Regions from separate parts of the Homo sapiens genome. Here region 1 is linked to region 2. Evidence: chromatin contacts called from ENCODE POLR2A ChIA-PET data. All regions are on one chromosome and are shown on one strand. The core of a region is the stretch at or near the end of the contact, and the rest is flanking DNA. Distances in the headings are between cores, read along the strand shown.

Region 1 (3,934 bases), core at 75-2,574, about 10 Mb before region 2:
GTTTTGCTCTTGTTGCCCAGGCTGGAATGCAATGGCGCGATCTCCAGCTCACCGCAACCTCCGCCTCCCGGGCTCAAGCAATTCGCCTGCCTCAGCCTCCCGAGTAGCTGGGATTACAGGCATCTGCCACCACACCCGGCTAATTTTGTATTTTTAGTAGAGACGGGGTTTCTTCATGTTGGTCAGGGTGGTCTAGAACTCCCAACCTCAGGTGATCCGCCCGCCGCAGCCTCCCAAAGTGTTGGGATTACAGGCGTGAGCCACCGCGCCCGGCCGAATCCTGCTTGTTTTAATGTATTCATTAAAAATGTCTCCATTATAGAGTAAAACGACTCAACGCCATGGCAGAGAGCAAGAAACGAAGTACCCTTAAAGCCGTAGTTGGTACAGGTAATGATTCCGTGGGGTCTATTAGGCCACAGGGACTCAAAATCCAGAAGAGGAGGGAATGCTGATAATTACCTAACACCAACGTTGCTGCTGGCTTCTCAGCCGTAGTCACCTCCCACTCAGATGTTTTGGAAATTGTCCAGTGTTCAGAAACATCACTTTCTCTGACCTTTTACAAAATTCCTGTGTTTCAGGATTTTAAAGTGCGTGAGAAAGGAGTCTAATTTGCAGTCACCAAAAACACCAAATACAGAGAGAGGACTGGGGAGAATGAATTGCTAAGACTTAGCTACCAAATGTGTATCAAGATAGGTGTAAAGATCCCAGGTGAAGTGAGGCACTGGAGAGGGTACACTTTTAACTTAGTGTATAGCTAAAACCCAAAGATGTGTGTCAGATCGAGGGAAACTTTTTTCCTCCTCTTCAAAATCTTTTTTCCGTTTGCAGAGCTCCAGACGTCCTCGCCCTTTGGAACAGCGGAGAGTCATTTAAAACTTAACTGAACGCTGGAGGGAAGTTCTACTTACCAGGTCATCCAATTTAGGAGATCCAATTTCTGCGGAGGGAACAAAAAGACGGGTGGGGGAGGGAAAAACTAGACCCCTTGTCCTACTATCCTTCTACCTTCAATCCACAACCTGCCAGACAAATCCAGCCAAGTCAAGATTTTGCCTTGAACCACCACCACCACCACCACCACCACCGCCGCCACCACCACCACCACCACCGCCGCCACCACCACAACCACCACCACCTTGTCACTCACGCCCGAGAAACACGCCCCTCTGGTCCTCCTCTTGGCCAATGGCGGCTCTCCTCTCTGCATAGTAATGAGCTCGAGACCTCCCCGGGCCAATGGCGCTCCGGGAGAAGGGATACTTTTGCATGTACCTAAGTGATTTGCATAAGCCAGCGGCCGGGGGTTTGGGAACCAGAGCGTGCAACCCTAGAAGGGAAAAGGACGGGAAGAGATTGAGCCGCGGCTGGGAGACAGCGAGCCAGAGTCTGGGTGTTTGTGCGAGAGCCACGGCGGGGGCTGGGGCGAGTGGCCGGCATGGCTGAAGGCTGCGCTCTGCAACCTTGAAGAGCCGCTGCATTGAGAGGCCAGGGACAGGGAGACCGGTGCGATGGCAGAGCGCGGCCCCCGCCGCTGCGCCGGGCCGGCCCGGCTGGCGTGAGCCGCCGGAGGAGCGGGGCTGCCTCTGCGCGTCCATGGAGCAGCGGGAAGGGCGAAACTCCGGAGCGCCGCGTCCCTGCGCCGCTGCGGCGGACTGCTGAAGGGGCCGAGCCCGCGCGGACCGCCGAGGAAGAGACCCCCGCTCCAGCCCGCAGGCCGGCTGCCCGGGGGCGGCGGGGGACATCGGAGGGCAGCGGAGCGAGCAGCGCCGCGGGAGAGGCCGGCGCGGGAGGCGGCCGCAGCAATGCCGGGCCCGCTAGGGCTGCTCTGCTTCCTCGCCCTGGGGCTGCTCGGCTCGGCCGGGCCCAGCGGCGCGGCGCCGCCTCTCTGCGCGGCGCCCTGCAGCTGCGACGGCGACCGTCGGGTGGACTGCTCCGGGAAGGGGCTGACGGCCGTGCCCGAGGGGCTCAGCGCCTTCACCCAAGCGCTGTGAGTGCGGGCGGCGGGGACGCGAGGGGGGGGGAGGAAACGGGGCCCAGCGGGGGGCGCCGCGGGGCGGAGCCAGGGGTCAGTCCCACCCCACCCCGCCCCGCCGCCGCCCGGGCCTGGGGAGGGGGTCCGCCGGTCACCTGCGTGCGGGCTGCCTGGCACCCACTCCTGTGCCACGGGCTTTCCGCACTTTGCTAGTCCGGGTTCGAGCCAGCAGTAGCTTTCGTTCCCAGACTTTTTGGGCACAAGCACCCTCCCACCCCACCGCGCACACCCCCAACTCACAAGTGCATCTGGGGCCAAGAAGGAGGAAGTAATCTAAAAACGCTTGCCCCTGGCAGCCTGTCCACGCGACCTTCCCTTCTCATGAGGGCCCTCGCTCAGCGGGCAGGAGTTCCGCTACTGGCGGGGCTGAGGGCGCCGAGAACTTGGCCTCAGTCTGCATACCGAGGCATGTCTCGTGGGGAAGCACCTGGAGCCTCCTGGGTTCCAGCATGTGGGGAGAAGAAACACCTGTACCTCAGTCAGGGCGAATCTCCTTCCAATTTGGCCCCATCCAGGTAGTGCGTCCCGGCACCTACCTCGGCCCAGTTCCACTCGGGACTACCCCACTAACGCCCAGGCTTCTGCAGCACGCAGGGGAGTCCGAGAAAACAAGGGAGAATTACAGGGTTCTGTTGGTGGACATGCTCTTACCCAACAAGGCCTTTTAAAGAAGGAATGCTGACCTGAGGTGCAGGATGTTGGAAGAGAAGCAAGTTCCGGAGCATATGCTCAGCCCAGGCTGCAAGGTAGCAGCAGGTTTCTAATGCACCTTCACGCAGCCAGCAGATCTTTTCTTTTGAGCTGCCTGAGATCGAGAGACACACTGAAATGTTTCAGACTTACAAAATCGCCCTGCCAAAACGGACTTGAGAGCTTTAGACGTTCCCTTGAGAAAAGAAGAGGAATCTGAACTAGGTTGTGGAGGTGGTGGCAAAGGCCACGGATAGAGGAGGAACAGGGTAGGGTTTTTGTGTTCTTATTGCTTCTTGCGTTGCGTGGCCAGCTGAATGCTTAAATCAGGAGCAGTCGAAGAAACGTGTGAGAGAGGAAGGGATCCTGAGGGGCCCTAGGGTAGAGGGAATTTCCTTTTACCTGTAGTGGAAGGGACCTCTTAGAAATAGACAGTTTTAAAGGACCCTGTGAAGAAATCTTTATGCAGGCAGGAGCATTGCTGTATTTCCAGGTGGGTGGTGGCAAAGGTGTTCCGCTTGCCCTCTCAGGATGGACTTTTAGTGAGCATCGAGGCCTGTTGTCTTGGAACCTGTTTCATTCTTCTACCTTCAGCCTTCCCCTCCCCATTTGTTATTTTTCCTGTCTCAGGTTAGTTTTAGTTATGTATTTGAGGTTTTTTTTTTTTTTCAGTATAGTGAAGTTTAACTTGTCATTAAAAAAAAAAGTTAACTTTGCAGTGAAGAGCATTTTGTTCATAAAGTTACATTAAGTGGGAAAGTTTGAGCAGGAATTGATTGAATCAAGAGAAAGAAGACCTGTGGAGAGGAAATGGGACTAATTTTTCCCCAAGTTCTCTAGAAACGTTTAGGGAATTCGTGCAGAAAGAAATGCAGAAAGAAAGGTCCCTTTACCTGAACCTCTTGCAAGGCTCTGCATAGAATAGAAAAGCACAATTTTACTATTTTGACCAGTAGTAAAGACCTTGTTTAGCAGATTCCTCACATTTTAGTGAGTAGACTTGTCCTATAAGGAAACGGGCTGTTTTACATTAGTATCTAAAACCACAGAGAAATAATCACACTTTTATGAGAGCATACTCCTCTCTCCAAAGCATCTTCTGGTAGAACTCACTGAAGGTGGTGAAATGCTGTATCTTCAACTTTGGGCCTTAGAATAAGTTAGTGTTCATGGCTTAGGAAACAGAAAAATAATTGGTACCAG
Region 2 (3,677 bases), core at 812-3,311:
GGCTAATGATAAACTTTGCTAGAAAAAAACATTACCCAAATAGGGTACCCGATTTGACTAAAATTCCTAATGCTTTGGGAAAAGTTATTAATCAAATAGTGACAGATTATGGCTTTTTTGGGGGGGAGGGGTGTTGTTTTCTTGGAGAACTGACCCGTTTGTTGTTATAAAGGGTTCTCTCTTTATCCCTGATACTTTTTTTTTGAGACGGAGTCTCGCTCTGCCACCTAGGCTGGAGTGCAGTGGTGCGATCGTGGCTTACTGCAAGCTCCGCCTCCCGGGTTCACGCCATTCTCCTGCCTCAGCCTCCTGAGTAGCTGGGACTACAGGCGCCCGCCACCACGCCCGTCTAATTTTTTTGTATTTTTAGTAGAGACGGGGTTTCACCGTGTTAGCCAGGATGGTCTCGATCTCTTGATCTCGTGATCCGCCCGCCTCAGCCTCCCAAAGTGCTGGGATTACAGGCGTGAGCCACCGCGCCCGGCTATCCCTGATAACTTTATTTCAAATAGTGACAGGTTAAAAGTTAAGAGCGGATGTTTCAGTATCTAGTTTCCCAGCGTCTTGCCAGTTACTTTAAGCTTGTCGACAGGAGTTTGATTTCACTGACCTCCCTCCTTCCTAGAGCTATGCTTACTTTTTAAAATTTTAAGAAGCTGCTTCATTTGCCCATTCTTTCAACGCATTGTTGTGTACCGGCACTGAGTCAGTCTTTTTCTTTCTTTCCTTTTTTTTTTTTTTTTTTAAGACAGAGTCTTGCTCTGTTGCCCAGGCTGGCGCGCAGTGGTGCTATCTCGGCTCACCGCAATGTCCTTCCCGGCTCCAGAGATTCTCCACCTCAGCCTCCTTCGTAGCTGGAACCAAAGGCACGAGCGAGCACGCCCGGCTAATTCTTTGTATTTATAGAGAGGGGGTTTCGCCATGTTGCCCAGGCTAGGTCTGTCTTAAAAGAGCTTCTTCCGGCCAGGCGCGGTGGCTCACGCCTGTAATCCCAGCACTTTGGGAGGCCGAGGCGGGCGGATCACCTGAGGTCGGGAATTTAAGACCAGCCTGACCAACATGGAAAAACCCGTCTCTACTAAAAATACAAAATTAGCTGGAAGTGGTGGCGCATGCCTGTGATCCCAGCTATTCAGGAGGCTGAGGCAGGAGAATCGCTTGAAGCCGGGAGGCGGAGGGTGCGGCAAGCCGAGATCGCGCCATTGCACTCCAGCCTGCGAATCAAGAGCGAAACTCCGTCTCAAAAAAAAAAAAAAGCTTCTTCCTTGACGGTTCCCTTTTCCCATGAAATTCAAATGCTTCATTTTATCCCTCATCCTCTTGGCCTTTGCAGTCTTGCTCCCAAGGCTCTTCCCTGCCCGCCAACTCTCTCACTTGGGAACATAGCTCCGTAAGCCTCTGCCCAACCCTTCTCCCCGGCGAGCCCAGCGCCCCAGAGCCCTGCGCAGGGGAATTCGAGTGCGGAGGGCGGCAGGCATCCGTGGGGACCTGGTTCAACTCCTTAGACCGGTTCTTCACCGTCAGCGACTCTCCCCTGACAGATTAGGGTAGGATTTAGAAATGAGAAATGGAAGCGCTGGCTGGGCGGTAGCCGCTGCCATGGCTTCCCGTGTGGTCCTCATCACATGCTATTGTATCTGTTAATTTATTAGGCGCAGGGCCGACTCTGAGGGATCTAGTGCCAGGACAAAGCCAGGCACTGGTGAATGAGCAAACACCTGTGTATGGCTGCTTCTTCCAGCCCTACCTGCTCCATACCCACCCCCAGCGCAGCATTCGAATCTTTGTGATCTCGGCGTCCACAGGGAATTTCGACGCAAGCTGGCGTCAGCCTCAAATTCCCGCTCTGGCAACAAGGCTGACCAAAGACCGATGCATGCCGGGATGAGGCTGGATTGACGATCTCTTGCGACGCTGAAATGCATTTCGGGAGATGTAGTCACACAGACGGGCGGTGGCTGCGCAGCGTAGCTCCGCCTCCTGCGTGAGAGGAAGCGGGGACGTGTGAGGTCACTTCCTGCGTGTTGGGTGGCTTCCTGCGGCGTTTCCACTCTCGCTCTCCTTTCGTTGCCTGATCGCCGCCATCATGGGTCGCATGCATGCTCCCGGGTGAGCTCGGGGCATCAAGCCGGATTGCTGGGCGGGGGGTGGGAGGAAGACAGGGAGTGTGGGCAGCGGGCCGAGGGGATGATGTTCTGGGCTGCTCTGGCACTAGCCGCCACCTCACCTCGAGACTGCTTCTCTCCCCAGGAAGGGCCTGTCCCAGTCGGCTTTACCCTATCGACGCAGCGTCCCCACTGTAAGTAGCGCGCTGGGACCGGGGAGAATCCGGGGAGGGGGTTGGCATTTGTCTCGGGTGAAGCGACGCCAGGGTGAGGAACTTGCGTGTATGAGGAGCGCGGTTTTGCGGAAGGAGAGACCGCTGTTCTGCGGCGCCATTCCTGGGTTCTCATCCTAAGGCTGCTTTCTATTCCATAACAGTGGTTGAAGTTGACATCTGACGACGTGAAGGAGCAGATTTACAAACTGGCCAAGAAGGGCCTTACTCCTTCACAGATCGGTGAGTGTTTGTGTCTAACATAGCCTATTTCGCCTGTCCTCGTGTGACTTGTAGGATCTAGTAGGTGGTAAAGTTATTTTAAAAATAGCCAAAACTCTGGTCTCGCCACCGTGCTAGAGGCATCATTGTAAGCACTTCACATGTACTGATTTCGTTTAATTCTGACCACAATACTTTGAAATAAATCTTCATGGCTTTCACCCCAGTTTACAGTTGAGGAAGCAGAGGCACACTGCCGCTGGATACTAACCAGCCCCAAATCACACAGCTGTCAAGTGGAGGAGTTGGAATTGGCTAAGCAGAGTGCCTGACACAGTTCCTCACAGTTAGGTGTGGTTTGAATCTCAGCTGCGTGTGACTTCGTGCAAGTGGCTTCATTCAGCAAATGTTTACCTTCTATGTGCTGAACATGGTTCTGGGGCCTGAGAACATACTACTCTCCGACTCCCCCGCCCAAAAAAGCCAGCCGCAATGTGCCTGTAGTCCCAGATACTTGGGATGCAGAGGTGAGAGGATCACCAGAGCCTAGAAGTCCCAGGCTGCAGTGAGCTATGATGAAGCCACTGCACTCCTGGGTGACAGAGAGACCCCACCTCTTTTTTTTTTTTTTTTTGAGACAGTCTTGCTCTTGTCGCCCAGTCTGGAGTGCAGTGGCGCGATCTCAGCTCACTGCAACCTCCACCTCCTGGATTCAAGCGATTCTCCTGCCTCAGCCTCCCGAATAGGTGGGATTACAGGCGCCCGCCAGCAGGCCCAGCTAATTTGTGTGTTTTTGTTTGAGACCGATTCTCACTTTGTCACCCAGGCTGGAGTGCAGTGGTATGATCTCGGCTCACTGCAACCTCCGCCTCCTGGGTTCAAGCAAGCAATTCTCCTGCCTCTGCCTCTGGAGTAGCTGAGACTACAGGCCGCACCACCACGCCCGGCTAATTTTTGTATTTTTAGTAGAGACGAGGTTTCACCATGTTGGCCAGGCTGGTCTCAGACTCCTGACCTCAGATGATCCACTGCCTCGGCCTCCCAAAGTGCTGGGATTACAGGCGTGAGCCACACCACCTGATCCCACCTCTTAAAAGGGGGAGGGGGGTGCAAAATATCTGTACTCCTGGAGCTTGTA

What was found. ChIA-PET counts read pairs that join two places held with the same protein, here RNA polymerase II (POLR2A).
Region 1: POLR2A ChIA-PET joins it to region 2 with 10 read pairs in B cell. The contact joins the promoter of LGR4 here to the promoter of RPS13 in region 2. POLR2A ChIA-PET finds 5 or more read pairs at or near these places in 2 of 52 experiments (B cell and activated T-cell).

What each region holds. Positions count from the first base shown.
Region 1 is chr11:27,470,180-27,474,113 of GRCh38, reverse strand. It overlaps LGR4 (leucine rich repeat containing G protein-coupled receptor 4), which reads left to right and starts at 1,324. Exons shown (of 18, transcript NM_018490.5): 1 at 1,324-1,996. The coding sequence starts at 1,812. It overlaps LGR4-AS1 (LGR4 antisense RNA 1), which reads right to left and starts at 2,383. Exons shown (of 4, transcript NR_131170.1): 1 at 2,282-2,383; 2 at 1,157-1,336; 3 at 918-946. RefSeq lists silencers at 1,551-1,600, 1,731-1,900, 2,151-2,210.
Region 2 is chr11:17,076,051-17,079,727 of GRCh38, reverse strand. It overlaps RPS13 (ribosomal protein S13), which reads left to right and starts at 2,061. Exons shown (of 6, transcript NM_001017.3): 1 at 2,061-2,109; 2 at 2,251-2,299; 3 at 2,482-2,560. The coding sequence starts at 2,087. RefSeq lists an enhancer at 1,828-2,027.